Regions from separate parts of the Homo sapiens genome. Here region 2 is linked to region 1. Evidence: read pairs that join two places in POLR2A ChIA-PET (ENCODE). Cell type or tissue: A673. All regions are shown on one strand. Each heading gives the region's core, and the rest is flanking DNA. Links, peaks and the distances in the headings are about the cores only. Region 1 overlaps TAOK3 (TAO kinase 3). Region 2 overlaps TAOK3 (TAO kinase 3).

What was found. ChIA-PET counts read pairs that join two places held together with the same protein. Peaks named below come from ENCODE experiments on the same cell type or tissue, not always from the same donor. Only the 100,000 strongest peaks of a DNase experiment are listed, where the experiment ranks them.
Region 2: POLR2A ChIA-PET joins it to region 1 with 5 read pairs; 2 of 35 experiments call an interaction of 5 or more read pairs at or near these places.

The regions. Positions count from the first base shown.
Region 1 is chr12:118,337,118-118,341,516 of GRCh38, reverse strand. The region is part of intron 1 of TAOK3 (TAO kinase 3); the gene reads left to right. Among named protein-coding and RNA genes, the nearest start is that of TAOK3, 34 kb to the left of the region's middle. RefSeq lists a silencer at 104-331. In A673, for the core only: no CTCF peak of the experiment used is centred there; DNase peaks (open chromatin) are centred at 2,406 and 4,104; H3K4me3 peaks cover 855 bases; H3K27ac peaks cover 2,858 bases.
Region 2 is chr12:118,152,548-118,156,946 of GRCh38, reverse strand. The region is part of intron 19 of TAOK3 (TAO kinase 3); the gene reads left to right. Among named protein-coding and RNA genes, the nearest start is that of PEBP1, 19 kb to the right of the region's middle. RefSeq lists a silencer at 2,797-2,997. In A673, for the core only: no CTCF peak of the experiment used is centred there; no DNase peak of the experiment used is centred there.

The DNA of each region.
Region 1 (4,399 bases), core at 159-4,158:
TAATTATTTATTAAAACTTCTAAGTTTAATTTTTAAAATGCATTGCATTATTGCCATTAAAACAAAATTTGGACAGATGGACCTAATTTGGACTCATATAGAAAAAAATGGAATAAAAGAAATTTATGGGACCATTTAGGAGATTTGAAAATTTGACCTTGTATTTTATGGCATTAAAAAATTATCGTTAAATTTTTAGGTTAAAAAAAAAAATTTAGGCTGGTGCTGTGGCTCACTCCTGTAATCCCAGCACTTTGGGAAGCCGAGGCAGGCGGATCACTTGAGGTCAGATGTTTGAAACCAGTCTAGCCAACATGGCGAAACCCTGTCTCTACTAAAAATACAAAAAATTAGCCAGGCATGGCGGCAGGTGCCTGTACTCCCAGCTACTCAGGAGGCTGAGGACGAACAAGAATACCTTGAACCTGGGGCAGGGCAGCAGAGGTTGCAGTCAGCTGAGATGGCGCCACTGCACTCCAGCCTGGGCAACAGAGTGAGACTCTGTCTCAAAAAAAAAAAAAAAATTAGATATATTAATGGTAGAGTTAATGTTTTTTGTTTCTTTTTGTTCTTTTGAGACAGGGTCTCACTTGCTGCCCAGGCTGTCGTGCAGTGGTGTAATCGTGGCTCACTGCAGCCTTGACTACCTGTGCTCAAGCAGTCCTCCTTCCTTGGCCTCCCAAAGCACTGGGAGTACAGGCATGAGCCACCATGTGCGGCCAATGTTTTTTTTTTTTTTTATGGTTCTTATCTTTTAGACATACATTCTGAATATTTATAGATGAAATGATTTATTTAGGATTTGTTTCAAAATAACGGAGTGCTGTGGGAAGTACGTGGGCCATGAATTGATAACTGTTAAAGCTGGGTATGAGGCAGTTTATTATATTCTTCTGTTACTTTTTTATTTAACATTTTCTATAATTAGAAAGTCCAAAAAATAATATTTAATAACCATCTATGAGGTTTATAAAAATGATTTAGATGTCTTTATTCCTTGTAAAATGACATAAAAGCATTACCTACAATAAATTCCACCCCATTTTCTTTTCATAAAAAATTTTTCTTCTCATAATCCATATTCCTTATTCTCTGCTGTGAGAAAAGAGCTCTTAAAATTGTCACATGATGTCAAAAGAAAACAAGGGGGAGAAGGAGTCACTTTACTGTGCCTACAATGAATTTTATATAACACCTTTACTTTTCTTCCCTTTCCAACCTGATTAAAAATTTTTTTGCTCTTGGGAGGGAAGGTGGGGTGTCCACAGGCAAGTTATTGTTACATTATAGTTAACATTCAACTGTATCTGCATCTTATCACAAACAAATACATGTATATATACACAGAAATATGTGGAAAGTACTTAGTCACTCTCCATATTTCAGGCATATGGTTTATTCTCTCCAGAGATCAATATCTTAGTTACTGAAGCTGTATCTAATTTTTTGCTAAAATAGTTATTTTGTGTTTTAAGAGAAATAAGTGTAATTCCTCAGTAGCAGGAATGGTATGTGGAAGTGATCGTTTTTTGGTGGTTAAGATATTAATAATTTGACAACATGCAAGATTTTGTGAAATATGAATAGTAGTTTATTATTTCAAACTTTTAAAAGTTGGGAAAAGAGGAATTTCAAATTAAAATCTATAAAGTATTGGAAGAATCTATAGAAAAGAGCAACTAAAGCCGGGCGCGGTGGCTCACTTCTGTAATCCCAGCGCTTTGGGAAGCCGAGGCGGGACTATCCTGGCCAACATGGTGAAACCCCGTCTCTACTAAAAATACAAAAATTAGCTGGGCATGGTGGCGCGCCTGTAGTCCCAGCTACTCGGGAGGCTGAGGCAGAATCGCTTGAACCCGGGAGGTGGAGGTTGCAGTGAGCCGAGATCGCACCACTGCATTCCAGCCTGGGCGACAGAGTAAGACCCCGTCTCGAAAAAAAAAAAGAGCAACTAAAATGCTTAATAAATATCTCTCTTTCAAAGCCCTCTGATATGATTCATTACACAGATTTAAAGATAACAATGTTATAAACCGTTCAGGAGAGTAGTTTTGAAGACTTAACTTCCATTAACGCAGTGTATTTGAGAATTGAGTTTTCCGGAAAATTGAGGCTGAGGCAGGAGAATCGCCTGAACGCTGGAGGCGGAGGTTGCGGTGAGCCGAGATCGCGCCATTGCACTCCAGCCTGGGCAACAAGAGCGAAACTCCATCTCAAAAAAAAAAAAAAAAAAAAAAAAAAGTATGATGAAGAACGGAGAATTTTCATTTACTTCCAACTCTTGTGTTGGTTTCTCAGCTTGTCTCTTCTCCCTGCTGTGAATCCTATCACTGCCTTTAGAGTTAACTTAATAAGTGACAAATCTGATTATCATTCACTGGCTTCAAAACTCTAGTGTCACCACGTTGTTCATGTGAAAGTCCAAATCTCTTTCCTGTAGCATCCACAGTTCTAGCTTCATCCTTTGCCTCTCTCAGTAAAGAACTATAAACTCAAGCAGCACACCACACTCTTTGCTGGTCCCAGGGTACGCAATGCTTTTCTTATCACATTGTGCATTTGAATGTTCTATTCTCTTTGCTTGGAGTGGTTTTTCTCCACTTCCCATCTCCTATCTTGTAAGACACAACTAAAAGATCACATCTTTAAAGCCTCCCCAGTTCCCTCAGACAGGGCTAGTTATTCATTTGCTCCGTTTTCTCTTTTTTTTTTTTTTTTTTTTTTTTTTTTGAGACGGAGTCTCACTCTGTCGACCACACTGCAGTGCAGTGGCACGATCTTGGCTCACTGCAACCTCTGCCTCCCAGGTTCAAGTGATTCTCCTGCCTCAGCCTCCTGAGTAGCTGGGACTACAGGCGCGTGGCCACCACGCCTGGCTAATTTTTGTATTTTTAGTAGAGACAGGGTTTCACCACATTGGCCAGGCTGGTCTCGAGCTCCTGACCTTGTGATCCGCCCACCTCGGCCTCCCAAAGTGCTGGGATTACAGGCCTGAGCCACCAAGCCCAGCCCACTTCCTCTGTTTTCATAAACACCTTTTGTACTGTATTGTAACCATTTGGTGGTAATCATCCCTTCTATTGATTGATTGATGCAATCATTCATTCATTTGGAGGTATTAATCTAAAAGGTACTATGTTCCAGACACTGTTTGGTACTGGAAATAGAGTTATTAAAACAGTCGCTGTCTCTTCCCTCTGTTAGTGAAGGACACATATGTTAAAGAATCACAAAAACATCCATATAATCACAATTGTGACATCTGTGAAGGTGGGGTCTCTGTTCAGTATCTCTCTGTATATTGCCCACCTTCCATCTTCCCACCCGCATCCCACCAGCACATAAGCTAATGCTTCACACAAAAGAGCAACTCAATAAATGCTTAAAGAAGTGAATGATGAATATATAACTGTACATGAGCTACATGGATTTCTTTTAAACTTTTTATTTTGAAATAATTGTAGATTTACACGCACTTGTAAGAAATAATACTGAGAGGTCGGGTGTACCCTTTATCTAATTTCCCTTAACAATAAGATCATACAAATCTATAAGATGGTATCACAGCCAGAATATTGATATTGATACAGTTCCCCATCCTTGTTCAGATTTCCTCAGTTTTACATGTGTGTATATTTAGGTCTATGAAATTTTCCCATGTCGGTTTATATATCCACCACAATGGTCAAGATTGAAGAAGTGTTATCATGAGGCTACATTATCACAGCTACTTCCCTCCCATCCCCCTTCCACCACCCTCTATCCAAAATCCCTGGCAACCACTAATCTGTTCTTCATGTCTATAATTTTGTCATTTCAAGAATGTTATACAAATGAAATCATTCAGTATGTAACCTTTGTGGATTTTTTTCCCACCCAGTGTAATTCTCTGACGATTTAACTGAGTTGTGTGTCAATAGTTAATACCTTTTTGTTGTTGAGTAATTTTCCATGGTATGGATGTATTATAGTTTGTTTAATCCTTTATCCATTAAAGAATATCTGGGTTGTTTCCAGCGTTTGGCGATTAGGAATAAAGCTGCTGTGAACATTCTCGTACAAGTTTTTATGTAAACATAATTCTCCATTTCCCTGGGACAAATGCCCAGGAATGCAACTGCTGCGTTGTATGGTAATTATGTGTTTGGTTTTATAAGAAACTGTCACACTATTTTCCAGAGTGGCTGTACCATTCTACATGTAAGAGAGTAGTTGGGCACTGAAAAATCCAGTTTCTCCATATCCTCACCAGCATTTGGTGTTGTCATTATTTTTTATTTTAATCATTCTGATAGGTAAGTAGTAATATTTTCTCGTGGCTTTAATTTACATTTCCCTAATAGTTAACAAAATTGAACATCTTTTCATATGTTTATTTGCCATTTCCATTTGTAAATCC
Region 2 (4,399 bases), core at 228-4,227, 180 kb after region 1:
CCAGTGTGGTAAAACCCTGTCTCTACTAAAAATACAAAAATCAGTTGGGCTTGGTGGCACACACTTGTGTAATCCCAGCTACTTGGGAGACTGAGGCGGGAGAATCGCTTGGACCCAGGAGGCAGCAGAGGTTGCAGTGAGCCGAGATCACGCCACTGCACTCCAGCCTGGGTGACAGAGTGAGACTCCATCTAAAAAAAAAACAAAAATAAAGCAGTAGATGATGGTCTACCTGTATTTACCTATATGGTAAAAAAGGAAGTGGAACAGATTGGGGTGTGGGAAGGAAAAGGTGATGTATTGGCTGCGGGGAGCCTGAGAGCCTGGGAAACATCCAGAGGAGGATGTCTCTGGTAGACTACAGGAGCTCGTCTGGACCTCAGAAGGAAAGTCTGAAATAGAGGTTTAGTGTGGGAGTCATTTGTACATATGTAGATGGTAATTGAGGCTTTTGAAATAGATGAGATTCTTAGGAAGAGCGGTTAGAGGAAGAAGAGGGCCCAGGACAAAGCCCTTAAGAACACCCACATTTAAGGACCAGGTAGGTAAGGACTACTGGAAAGGGAATAGTCAGAGAGGGAAGACAAAAACCAAGAAGTTGTGGTATCTCAGAAGACAAAGATTTCAAGAAGGAAGGGGCAGTCAGCAATACCAAATGCTGCTGGAAGGTCAGGTAACAGGCCACTTCCAGGCTATCATGGGTCACCTTAATGTGAGCGGTAGAAGTAGAGGGTTAGGATCAGAATGAGTGCGAGGAAAGGTTTGCAGAGGGAGATGAAAGGCAAAGAGAAGGAAGAAGTTGATAGACACATGGAGGTTGATAGGGTTTTTGTCTTGTTAATCTTTATATGCTCAGCCTCTGCAACAATGTGTGGCATACAACAAGCGTTCAATGAATGTTTGTTATATAAAATGGGAGAGACCAGGCGCGGTGGCTCACGCCTGTAATCCCAGCACTTTGTGGGAAGGGTCACTTGAGGCCAAGAATTCTTGGCCAGCCTAGGCAACATAGCAAGACCCTGTCTTTACAAAAAATACAAAAATTAGCCAGGCATGGTGGCACATGCCTGTAGTCCCAGTAACTTGGGAGGCTGAAGCAGGAGGATCACTCAAGCCCAGGAGTTCAAGGCTGCAGTGAGCTATGATCACACCACTGCACTCCAGCCTGAGCAACAGAACAAGACTGGGACTCTTAAAAAAAATAAATAAGATGAGAGAGAACAGGATCAGAAATACAGGTCAATGATTACCCTTGAATAAAAGGAGAGAAATGCCCTTTCTTCTGAGACAGGGAGAAGATAAGTGTGTGATCATTACAGCATCCTTTACTGACTACTTACCATGTGGCAAGTACAATCAATGTTAAACATCTCATAAGTGTTACCTCATTTCATTTTTGTGAAACCCCTTTGAAGTAGTTACTGTTTTGACCCTAATTTACCTGTGAGGAAACTGAAGTTCACTGAAGTAAAGCTACTTTCTTAGGACAGGAGTTGGCAAACTTTGTCTGTAAAGGGACAGATAGTAATTAGCTTTGTGGACCACAGGGTCTCTGTCACAGCTACTCAGCTTTGCCATTGTAGCACAAATGCAGCCATAGACAAAACATAAATTAATGAGTATTATCAATGTCCAATAAAACTTTATTTATGGCTGGGCGAAGCGGCTCATGCCTGTAATCCCAGCAATTTGGGAGGCTGAGGCGGGTGGATCACCGGAGGTCAGGAGTTCGAGACCAGCCTGGCCAACCTGGTGAAACCTCATCTCTGCTAAAAATACAAAAATTAGCTAGGCATGGTGGCACGTGCCTGTAATCCCAGCTACTCAGGAGGCTGAGGCAGGAGAATCGCTTCAACCAGGGAGTCGGAGGTTGCAGTGAGCTGAGATCACACCACAGCACTCTAGCCTGGTGACAGAGTGAGACTCCATCTCAAAAAAAAATATATATATATATTTACAAAACCAGGCACCAGGCTAGATTTGGCCCATGGGCTGTAGTGTGCCAACCACTGGCTTGGGGGGATAAGGGGGAAGGTCACATAGCTAATTAGTGGTAGAGCTAGGATTTGAACCCATCTTGGGGGGAATCCTGTGCGCCTGTATGCTTGGCTGCTTCTACATTATGTTGCCTCTTATCGTATCTTCAGTGTAAGCCACTGTAAAGATCAGACATATTTACCTATACTCTTATAAAACTTTTTAATGGAGCTGGGCACGGTGGCTCACACCTATAATCCCAGTATTTTGGGAGGCCAAGGCAGGCGGATCACCTGAGTTCAGGAGTTTGAGACCAGCCTGGCCAACATGGTGAAATGCCATCTCTATTAAAAATACAAAAAATTAGCTGGGCCTGGTGGCACTTACCTGTAATCTCAGCTACTCGGGAGGATGAGGCAGGAGAATCACTTGAACCTGGGAGAAGGAGGTTGCAGTGAGCTGAGATCACATCACTGCACTCAGCCTGGGCAACTGAGTGAGACTGTCTCAAAAACCACGAAAAAACAACTTTTTAATGGATTTGATGTGTGTAACCTTGGGTGATAAAAACTAAATGCTGGAATATCCTCTGATTTCTAGCACTGGGCCATCAGTCAGAGCTGGTACAGAACAATGGTACCAGTTACTGCTAATAATAATAGCGTGCCAGAAACAAAAGGAAATGGAGATGTTCTAAATGTTTAAAGATATTTAGATGTTTAGATGGTCTAAATTGACCATAGAATGAACCTCTCACCCACTTAGCTGGGGCTTACAGCAACTAATGCAGACAAGTAGAAAAGAACAGGACTTTCACTGCCTTTACTGATAAGGAACCTCCCATATCAAGAGGGAATCAGTAACAACCCTCATTGGGAGCCAGTAAATCCTTTGGCATTTACCTGTGAGTCTGTTCCTGCCAAAGACTATGTATTGTGTCTAGTGTCTCTTATCCCTTCATTCCTTACTGGGAAAATGAGAACTGTCTGTCCTCTTTAAGGGTTTTAATGAAACCTGGTTAGGATTAATTTTTAGAAGGTACCTTGGAAATATGATTATGTAATTTATTTTGTTCCTTTAATCTCTATAGTATGTTTCTCCAGAAGTACTAAAAGAAGATACATGCAAATAACTAAAACTATTTTAATATAACATTTCAAAAAGTAATTTTTCAATCAAGATATGTATATTGTCACAAATTGTACATAAGGTGGAGAATAAGTATCTTGGAAAAGTGGTCAATAAGGAAACACAGATAAGCTCAGGGTAAATGGACTGATTCAAGGGTTCTAATCTCATAGTTCTCAGCCAAACTGTGGGCCTGCCAAAATTGGACCAAACCAAGCCTGCAACCCAGGGTCATCATTCCTAAACACTGTCCTGCTGATGGTCCGAAACCTTCTACTCTGCTTTGAGAAGTTGGCGCTTCTACTTGGTTCATTCTCCACGCAGGATCTGGGTATCTTGTATAAGACAAAGTTCAGGCACTGCTTCAAAGCAGTTATGCCTCTTAAAATTGTCAAGCCTACCTACCCTCTGAGAGGAAGAGATTTTTTTTTTATGAGACAAAGTCTCTGTCTGCCAAGCTGGAGTGCATTGGTGTGATCATAGCCCACTGCAGCCTCGAACTCCTGGGTTCAAGAGATTCTTCTGCCTCAGCCTCCCAAAGTAGCTGGGACTACAGGCACATGCCACCATGCCTGGCTAATTTTTTAAAAAATCTTTGTATAGATGGGGGTCTCACAATATTTCCCAAGCTAGTATTGAATGCCAGGCCTCAAGCAATCCTCACACCCTGGCCTCCCAAAGCGCTGAGATAACAGAGGTGAGCCACCAGCCAGGGAAGAGATTTTGAACCATTTGGAGTTTTGGATTGGCTGGCTAGCAATGTAACTTTTATAGCCAACAATAGGTGCCAACATTACTACTTGGAGCATAACAGTACTGTGGTATATTCCTCAAGTTTTATGGAAATTGGAATCAATTTTTTAGAGCTAAGCATATCTAAATGATTTTAGGGTTAAAGAACTTGAAATAAGGACATGATCAGTTGAAACCGAAATAATGATAACCACTACTATTTATTGAAAACTTGTAATGCATTGAGAACTGTGCCTAGGATTTTATATTAATTCTTTCATTTAATCCTCCCACCAATCTCAGGCAATAGGAACTATTCTTGTTATTTTCTTGAGAATGAAACACATGAGATCTAGAGAGGTAGGTAATGTGCCAAGGTGTGACACACACAAAGTGGATGGTGTAGCTGTAATTCAAGCCCAGGAGCCTACCTCCAAAGCCCACAGGTGTAGCCTTCCTGACGCCTGCTGCTGTGGTTTCAGATCATACTGAAAAGAATGTGTTTGGTATTGTAGCCCATTGGGCAGACTTGACTGTTTTTGATTCCCAACTCTGAATGTAC